2 separate regions of the Homo sapiens genome follow, and region 1 is linked to region 2. Evidence: chromatin loops called from intact Hi-C (ENCODE). Cell type or tissue: A673. All regions are shown on one strand. Links, peaks and the distances in the headings refer to the core of each region. The heading gives the core; the rest is flanking DNA.

Evidence for each region. Hi-C counts contacts between places; a loop is a spot of excess contacts. Peaks named below come from ENCODE experiments on the same cell type or tissue, not always from the same donor. Only the 100,000 strongest peaks of a DNase experiment are listed, where the experiment ranks them.
Region 1: a loop joins it to region 2, with 3 times the contacts of the local background. A loop is called at or near these places in 2 of 110 quality-filtered maps.

The regions. Positions count from the first base shown.
Region 1 is chr1:69,735,567-69,739,963 of GRCh38, forward strand. All of the region lies in intron 2 of LRRC7 (leucine rich repeat containing 7), which reads left to right. Among named protein-coding and RNA genes, the nearest start is that of LRRC7, 170 kb to the left of the region's middle. In A673, for the core only: a CTCF peak has its summit at 2,214 (motif pointing left); a DNase peak (open chromatin) is centred at 2,205.
Region 2 is chr1:69,071,296-69,075,692 of GRCh38, forward strand. The region is part of intron 1 of LINC01707 (long intergenic non-protein coding RNA 1707); the gene reads left to right. Among named protein-coding and RNA genes, the nearest start is that of LINC01707, 18 kb to the left of the region's middle. In A673, for the core only: a CTCF peak has its summit at 2,053 (motif pointing right); no DNase peak of the experiment used is centred there.

The DNA.
Region 1 (4,397 bases), core at 296-4,295, 660 kb after region 2:
TGCGTAGTACATTTTCCCCTTTGTAATTAGTAAATAACGTGTGGGGTTTGAAAGTGTGTGAATACCCTGACTCTAACAACTTTTTTACCCAATAGTTATAACTTCCATTGATGGTCCTTGACTGAATTCTCATTTGGGACTGCAAGATGGACATATCCTATCATTTTTCTACATGGTATTAGCATTCTTTCAAGAAGCTTCCTTTTTATTCCTCGCCCCTTTCTCTTTCTCTCTCCCACTCCCTTCCCCTCCCTATCTGTTTCACTCCCTTCCTTGCAAAACTTCCTTTTCAATCTCTCTCTCTACCTCTCTCTGCCTCTCTCCCCCTACCACCCCACACATTATCACTATTGGGTCATGAATTTATTTTTGATTAAATGATTTTTTAAATTCAATAAAACAATAGAAATTTAATTGTAAGTCTAGCTCACTTTGGCTGGTTAAAATGCTCAAAATTGTGGTGCTGAGAAAAATGGATACATTTAGTAACATTAGCATTGTTCCATTTTTTAATAATAATTTTGATGCTTTCCTACAAGTCTAATGATAACATGTTGAAATCAATTACTTCACAATTTCCCTTTCCAAAAATAACATTTGAAATTTAGGAGATTAAACACTACAGAAAAAGTATTCTGTAATGTACTTTTTGAATTCTCATAAGATTTGACTACTTTTTCTGACCAATTCACTAAGAATAGAAAATTATTGATTTATTCAGTAAACTAAGTAGGTTTAAAATTTTAACATTTGCTAAGTCATTTGGCTGTACTTCATCTCTTAGAAAACAAGGAATATTATTTATAATTACTGCTTTTCTATTTTTAGCTTTTTACACAAATAAAATTATTTAATATTTTCTTCAGACTTTAACAGAATCCAGTGGTATTTGAATGACAAAGAGACATTTTTATCATCAAAAGCAGGTTTTCAAAAATAATTTATCAGTGTTTGGGAATAAGTTAGGTAATGACTGTCTTTCCAAGGAACAAAACATCTTCTGAGAGATAAAAATTTTTACTGGGAAAGTTACAGAAAATTTGGGTTAATTTTAATATAAATGTGTGTGTGTGGTGAATAAATACAGTTTTTATAGTAAAGCCATCACCTATTTGAATATGAATTCACTTAGTCAGGGCTTTGGGACTTTGCTGCCTTATCTGAGGAAAGGGGACCAGGCTGCGGGTTCTTTCTCTTCTTTCTCCGTGTTGAGGCTCACAGTAGGCCCTTGCCTATTTAATGTAGCCATTGTAATTATTATCATCACCATCATTATCTTTACACTGCCTTTGATATTATTAGCCTTTGGATTAATGTGAGACAATAAGTTGTAAACCAAGGTTCTGAAAGGATGAGTCTTTTTTATAGAAAGGAGTTAAAGGTGACCTTTTTGTATTGGTCTTTATACTGTTTACTTCTTCATAGCTAGTTCCAAGCCTGCCAGTGCCAAACTCAAATTCTTACACCTCCGATTGGTTTACATATAGCCCAAATTATTATACTGTAAGCTACTTAAGAGTCTGCCTGCTTTGCATTCTTTACAAAACTTCACTTAACATCCACTAGCCAGAGATTAGACAAACTCTGTGATATGATTCAGCTGTGTCCCCACCCAAATCTCATCTTGAATTGTAGCTCCCATAAACCGCACGTGTTGTGAGAGGAACCTGGTGGGAGGTAATTGAATCATGCCAATGGGTTTTTCCCATGCTGTTCTCGTGATAGTAAGTCTCACGAGATCTGATGGTCTTTTTAAGGGCAGTTCCCCTGCACAGGCTTTCTTGCCTGCCACCATGGAAGACATGCCTTTGCTCTAATGATCCCTTGCCTTCCACCATGATTGTGAGGCCTCCTAGCCATGTAGATGTGCGAGTCCATTAAATCTCTTTTTCTTTATAAATTACCCAGTCTCAGGTATTTCTTCATAGCAATATGAAAAAAATGGACTAATACACCCTGTAACTATTTGATGCTACCCTTTGTAGCTTTGACCCAGAGACTCCCCCACATGGCTGCAGAGTGACATCAGGTAGACATATAAACCCCCTGTCCAATTCCCTGCTTTCCCAGAATTTCCTTGCCCTAGTTTACTTCTATGTAGTGGTCCCATGCTATTGTATCTGGAAGGTCTTCCAGTGTTAGACACTTCCCAGAACTCTTGCAAACCTGTCCAAGTGCTGCCTAATAAAGACTGTTGTGCAATACTGCCATCTTGTGGTTGTGTCTTTTCCTTGATTGGCTCCAAAATCCTTGAACTCACCACAGTCTCATACCAGAGTTTTGGATCAAAGACTAAGAAGCTGAGAGTCTTTTAATAAATATTAGGGCTGGACTTTACTCTTTTGCTTTGTAAGACAGGAGGCAAAGGGAAGGATGGGCTTTGGTCTACATTTATTTCACAGCCTCATCCTAGGGAATTTGATTGTGGACTCTATTGCACTTGTCAAATAGGAAATCTGACTATTTGGCAGAAACGGCTTAATCTTATTCCAGAGGATGACACATCTTGTCTGGGCTTACTGAGATCGGTTTTAGTGTCAAATGAAGGCTGAATTTCTTAAGGAGGACCATCTATGTCTCACTGAGACCACCAAAAATGGCCATGTACCGAGTTCTAATAAGTAATATTGCATTGATTACTTCACTCAGCTTTGTTTAGAGGGAACGTTTCTCTTTTATTGGGAAGGTAACTAGAATGATAGAGCTGGTAATTGGCAGAGCTGGGATTTGCACCCTGACCCTGTCATCCCATAAGCCATGGTCTTGCCTTCTTATCATCCTGTTTACCTGCGCCAGAGCTAGTACTGATCTACAACTAAGTATTTCACGGGACCTTTGAAAATGATACAAATCTATTTTTTAAATATTTTTCTTCATCTTTTTACTCCTTTCCTTGTTTTTCTATTATCAATTCATTAAGTATCTTATAAAATTGAAACTTGAAACTCTTTAAAATAAAAATCCTACTTTTAGAAAAATTGCCTTTGTGTGTTTTTCTTATCACACAAAGTGTTACTTTATCAGTAGGCTGCTGTATGAGCCCGTTGCTTAGGGAGACTGAATAATACCCCTTTGAGAGAGAGAAAAAGAAAGACTATTTTTATTCAAAATCAACATAGTTGGGGTTCTGTTCCTTGTAAAGGCAAGGCCTCCCAGGGAGAGTTTATGTGAGAGAGATAAGACACAGAAAGAGCTAAACTGCTTTATTTAATAAACTATCAGGAATTACACATTTGAATCTTGGCAGACGGAGTAGAAAAAAAACTTAAGTGGACCCTGGAGACAGAAAAAAGTAGATAGGCAGGAGAAAGTTCTTGAAGACTCTTTACAGCTTGGAAACAAACAGGACCTAGAAAAAGATGGCCAAGTGAGAAACCCCTTAAAGAGGAAAATCGGACTATCATTATTCCAAAAATAGCAGCTTTTAGGTTACTGGGTATAATACAAAATTCCTGTATTGAACAATAAACAGGATTTGAGAGGCTTGACTAAAAGCAAGATAGCAGTAGCTGGTCACTATGGTAACCAGAGGTAAAACGATGCTGATGGGAAAGAACACTGTTAAGATTAGGTTGAGCTTATGCATAAAGGACATAGAGAAAGAAAATCAAGTTGCTTTTTCCATATATTCTTCTCTGACTTAGAAAATGAGAGATAGAGGGGAGATAGGTACTAGCTAGCAAATATCATAATACAAACCATACAGTTTTTCCTGGCCTTGCTGGGGGCTCGCAGAAGGCATGCCAAGCTAAGGGTGAGCACAATAATTAAATATATTAGTCACAGAAGGGGCAGCCATAGGGCTTTCAGCTGGTCCCCTGTAAGCCCAGGAATGTAGAAGAAGAAATTCTTTCTACCCACCAAGGATAAGAACAGCTTGAGGCCATCTTTCTACTACTGCCAAGCCTGTTTAGCAGCTGTAGGATGATTTAAACTGTGTAGCCTCAGAATGAATACAACATCAAAGAGCAAAAGATTGTAATAAGATTGGGAGCACACTTTTGCAAAGTTAATTGATTTGACTGTAGGCCTTTGTGTTCATTTTTTTCAATTGTTCCGACTAGGATTTACATTTTTATTATCAAAGGAAAAGTGAGCTGTTTACTGGTTAACTGGACAATTTACTGGTTAATTGTGCTAGGTAATTTACATCTCATTTAATTTAATGAGTAGCTAGTTACTGAAGATACGAAGTCGTATTTTGCCAAAAACAAGTTTAATTTGTGTACAATGGTAGCTACAAATCTGAATTTTCAAGATGTCAATCACCAGAGAAGAAACTGGCTGCTGATTTATGCTGTTAAACAAAGAATTATCATTAAGCAAACTGAATGCACTTAAGTGTACAGTAAAAAAGGTCTTCTGTTAGTTAGAACCTGGTTTTATAACTATCCAGT
Region 2 (4,397 bases), core at 90-4,089:
GTCACACGAGGAGGCTGGAAAAAAGCAAAGGATGGGTGCCTGCTCCTTCCTCTGTGATCTCTGACCTCAAGGGGCACTGACCTGACTAGGAACGCTCCTGTATAGGGTGTCTGGTCGCCCCTGTTGTGGGGGGTCTCACCCAGTTGAGGGGCATGGGAATCAAGACCCATTTAACAAAGCACTTTGGCTATCTGTTGGTGGAGGGGGTGTGTTGTGCTGGGGGGAAAGCCACTCATCTGGCCTGCTTGGATTCCTCAGAGCTAGCAAGGCAAAAGGCTAAGCCTGCTGATCCATGGAGACTATGACCACCCTACCCCTTAGGGGTTCAGACCCAGGGACATCAGAGTTCTGTCCCTAAGCACCTGGCTGGAGTTGCTGGAGTTGCTTCAGGGAGGCCCAGCCCAGTGAGGAAGGATGGGTCAGTGTCTGGCCTAAAGAGGCAGTCTGGCCATGGTCTGCTACAGCTGGTGTGCTGTGCTGTGGGGAATACCTACTGGGACCAAGCCATCTAATTTTCCCAGTTCCAGCAGGGGAACAATGCAGCCTGGAGCTATAGTGATTGCTGCTGCCCTTCCCCCCGGGAGTTCAGTGTTTTAGGCAGTTAGCAGCCGCCATGATGGTTGCCATCTCTCTTCTGGGGAACTCAGTTTTCTTAGGCAGTCGACAGCTGCAGTGATGCTGGCTGCCCCTCCCTCAGGGAGCTCAGTTGTCTTAGGCAGCCATGATGATGACTGCTACCCTTTCTCTAGGGAGCTCAGATGGCTTAGACAGCAGGCAGCAGCAGTAATGACAGCTGTCCCTCCCTTTAGGAACTTGATGGTCTTAGGCAAACTCCAGCTAAGTGGCTGATGAGAACCTGCATGGCTCTGTGGTTGGGGCCCAAGGACCTGGTGGTATGGGCTCCCGAGTGGGATCTTCTGATCTGTAGGTTGCATGGTTCCATGGAAAAAGCACCCTTTCCCAGGCTGAGTAGCATGCTCATTCACCCCCTTCCTTGGCTGGGGGTGGGGGTTCCCCTGCCCCATGTGGCTCTCAGGTGGGCCAATGCACCACCCTGCTTTTCCTTGCTCTCCGAGGGTAATGCCAACTGCCTAGTCAGTTCTGATGATAGAACCAGGATACCTTGTGTATTAGTCCATTTTCATGCTGCTGATGAAGACATACCCAAGACTGGGCAATTTACACACACATACACACACACACACACACACACACACACACACACAGAGGTTTATTGGACTCACAGTTTTACGTGCCTGGGGAGGCCTCACAATCATGGTGGAAGGTGAAATGTACATCTCACATGGAAGCAGATGAGAGAAGAGAGCTTGTGCAGGGAAACTCCCATTTTTAAAACCATCAGATCATATGAGACTTATTCACTATCACAAGAACAGCAAGGGAAAGACCCACCTCCATGATTCAATTTACCTCCCAACAGGTTTTTTCACAACATTTGGGAATTATGGGAATGAGATTTGGGTGGTGACACAGCCAAACTGTATTATTTCACCCCTGACTCCTCATGTCCTCACATTTCAAAACCAGTAATGCCTTCCCAACAGTCTCCCAAAGTCTTAACTCATTTCAGCATTAACTCAAAAGTCCACAGTCCAAAGTCTCATCCAAGATAAGGCACGTTACTTCCATCTACGAGCCTGTAAAATCAAAAGCAAGTTAGCTACTTCCTGGATACAATGGGGGTACAGGCATTGGGTAAATACAGGCATTCCAAATGGGAGAAATTGGCCAAAACAAAGAGGCTACAGGTCCCATGCAAATCTGAAATCCAGCAGGGCAGCAAAATCTTAAGGCTCCAAAATGATCTCCTTTGACTGCATGTCTTGCATCTAGGTCACATTGATGTAAGAGGTGGGTTCCCATGGTCTTGGGCAGCTCTGACCCTTTGGCTTTGCAGGGTACAGCTTCCCTCCTGGCTGCTTTCATGGGCTGGCATTGAGTGTCAGTGTCTGTGGCTTTTCCAGGTGCATGGTACAAATTGTTGGTGAATCTACCATTCTGGGGTCTGGAGGATAGTGGCCCTCTTTTCATGCCTCCACTAGGTGGTGCCCCAGTAGGGACTCTGTGTGGTAGCTTCAACCCCAAATTTCCCTTCCACACTGCCCTAGTAGAGGTTCTCCATGAGAGCCCCGCTGCTGCAGCAAACTTCTGCCTGGGCATCCAGGAGTCTCTGTAAGTCTTCTGAAATCTAGGCGGAGGTTCCCAAACCTCAATTCTTGACTTCTATGTACTTGCATGCTCAATACCACATGGAAACTGCCAAGGCTTGGGGCTTGCACCCTTTGAAGCCATGGCCCAAGCTCTCCTTTGGCCCCTTTTAGCCATGGCTGGAGCGACTGGGATGTAGGACACCTAGTCCCTATGCTGCACACAGCATGGGGACCCTGGGCCTGGCACATAAAACCACTGTTTCCTCCTAGCCTCTGGGAGGGGCTGCCAGGAAGGCCTCTGACATTCCCTGGAGACATTTTCCCAATTGTCTTGGGGATTAGTATTTGGCTCCTCATTATTTATGCAAATTTCTGCAGCTAGCTTGGATTTCTTCTCAGAAAATGGGATTTTCTTTTCTACTGCATTGTCATGCTGCAAGTGTTCTGAATTTTTATGCTCTGCTTCCCTTATAAAAATGAATGTCTTTAACAGCACCTGTCACTTCTTAAATACTTTGCTGCTTAGAAATTTCTTCTGTCAGATAACCCTAAATCATCTCTCTCAAGTTCAAAGTTCCACAAATCTCTAAGGCAGGGGCAAAATGCTGAGAGTCTCTTTGCTAAAACATAACAGGAGTCACCTTTGTTCCAGGTTTCAGTAAGTTTCTCCTTTCCATCTGAGACCACCTCAGACTGAATTTTATTGTCCGTATTGCTATCAGCATTTTGTGCAAAGCCATTCAACAAGTATGTAGGAATTTCCAGTTTCCCACATTTTCCTGTCTTCTTCTGAACTCTCCAAACTGTTCCAACTCCTGGCTGTTACCCTGTTCCAAAGTTGCTGCCACATTTTCGGGTATCTTTCCAGTGGTGTGCCCCATTCTACTGGTACCAATTTACTGTATTAGTCCATTTTCATGCTGCTAATAAAGACATATCTGAGACTGGGCAATTTACAAAACAGAGAGGTTTATTGGACTCACAGTTCCACCTGGCTGGGGAGGCCTCACAATCATGGTGGAAGGTGAAAGGCACGTCTCACATGGTGGCAGACCGGAGAAGAAAGCTTGTGCAGGGAAAATCCCATTGTTAAAACCATCATATCTTGTGAGACTTATTCACTATCATGAGAACAGCACAGGAAAGACCCATCCCCATGAGTCAATTATCTCCCTCCAGGTCCCTCCTACAACACATGGGAATTGTGGGAGTTACAATGCAAGATGAGATTTGGGTGGGGACACAGCCAAACCATATCACCTTGGTTGCCAGTGCAGGATTCACATGCTGTTTTTGTTCTTCTTGGTGGGAGCTTCCAACTGCTGCTGCTTCTAGTTGGCCATCTTAACCCCACCCCTCTACAGTTTTCTTTAGAAACATAATTTTCCCTCTCCTCCTTCCCATTTCTACCAAAGACCAGTCACAATAGGAACAACTTATTTGAAAAATTTATTTTAGTCTTATTATACTTGGTGTGATTATTTTTATAGTAGTGTGCACAAATAATAGTTATTGGCTATACAGGCTCTTTTAAAATTGGCTTTGCTGTACTTTTTTTCATAAAGAATTTTAAGTTAGACTTTTAAAAGCCTCTTGAGCCAAGCCAAAAATTTATCTATGCCTGCAGATACCTGTATGAAATTGGTAAATTCCTCTCTTTTTGATGTTCTAAAATAACTTGGTGTTCCTGGGCCTGTCAGAAAGTGGCATTTCTTTACTTACTACAGGAATTTTGTAAAGAAATTATATTATATAAAGGAAGTATCAGAGCAGTCTTTTCAAGAATCCTTTTCTCACCTCTATAAAGTCAACCTTAATTCTTAAAAGTAGTCTGGTCATATCTGAAAATATGACATTTCAGCCAAAGCCTTGGTAAAATAACCAGTGTTTTCTATTGTGTCCTGTTTTAAAAGAGAACAAATACTTATTGAACTTATTCAAATAACTCTAATGCCATAAATTAAGAATATTCACACCTGGGTGATGGGATCATGTGTACCCCAAACCTCAGGGTTGCTCAGGTAAGAAACATGCACATGTAACCCCTGAATCTAAAGTCAAAGTTGAAAAAAATACTCAAAAATATTTTATTCTGGAGAAATCAGATGGAGAGAAAAAGATATGCTTTAAATTTTCCTTGCAAGAGTAAGTATACTTTGCCCAATTTGTTGTAAGTTATAAGTAGCCCAACAGAAAAAAATTCATGACTCTGGAAAATAAAATATA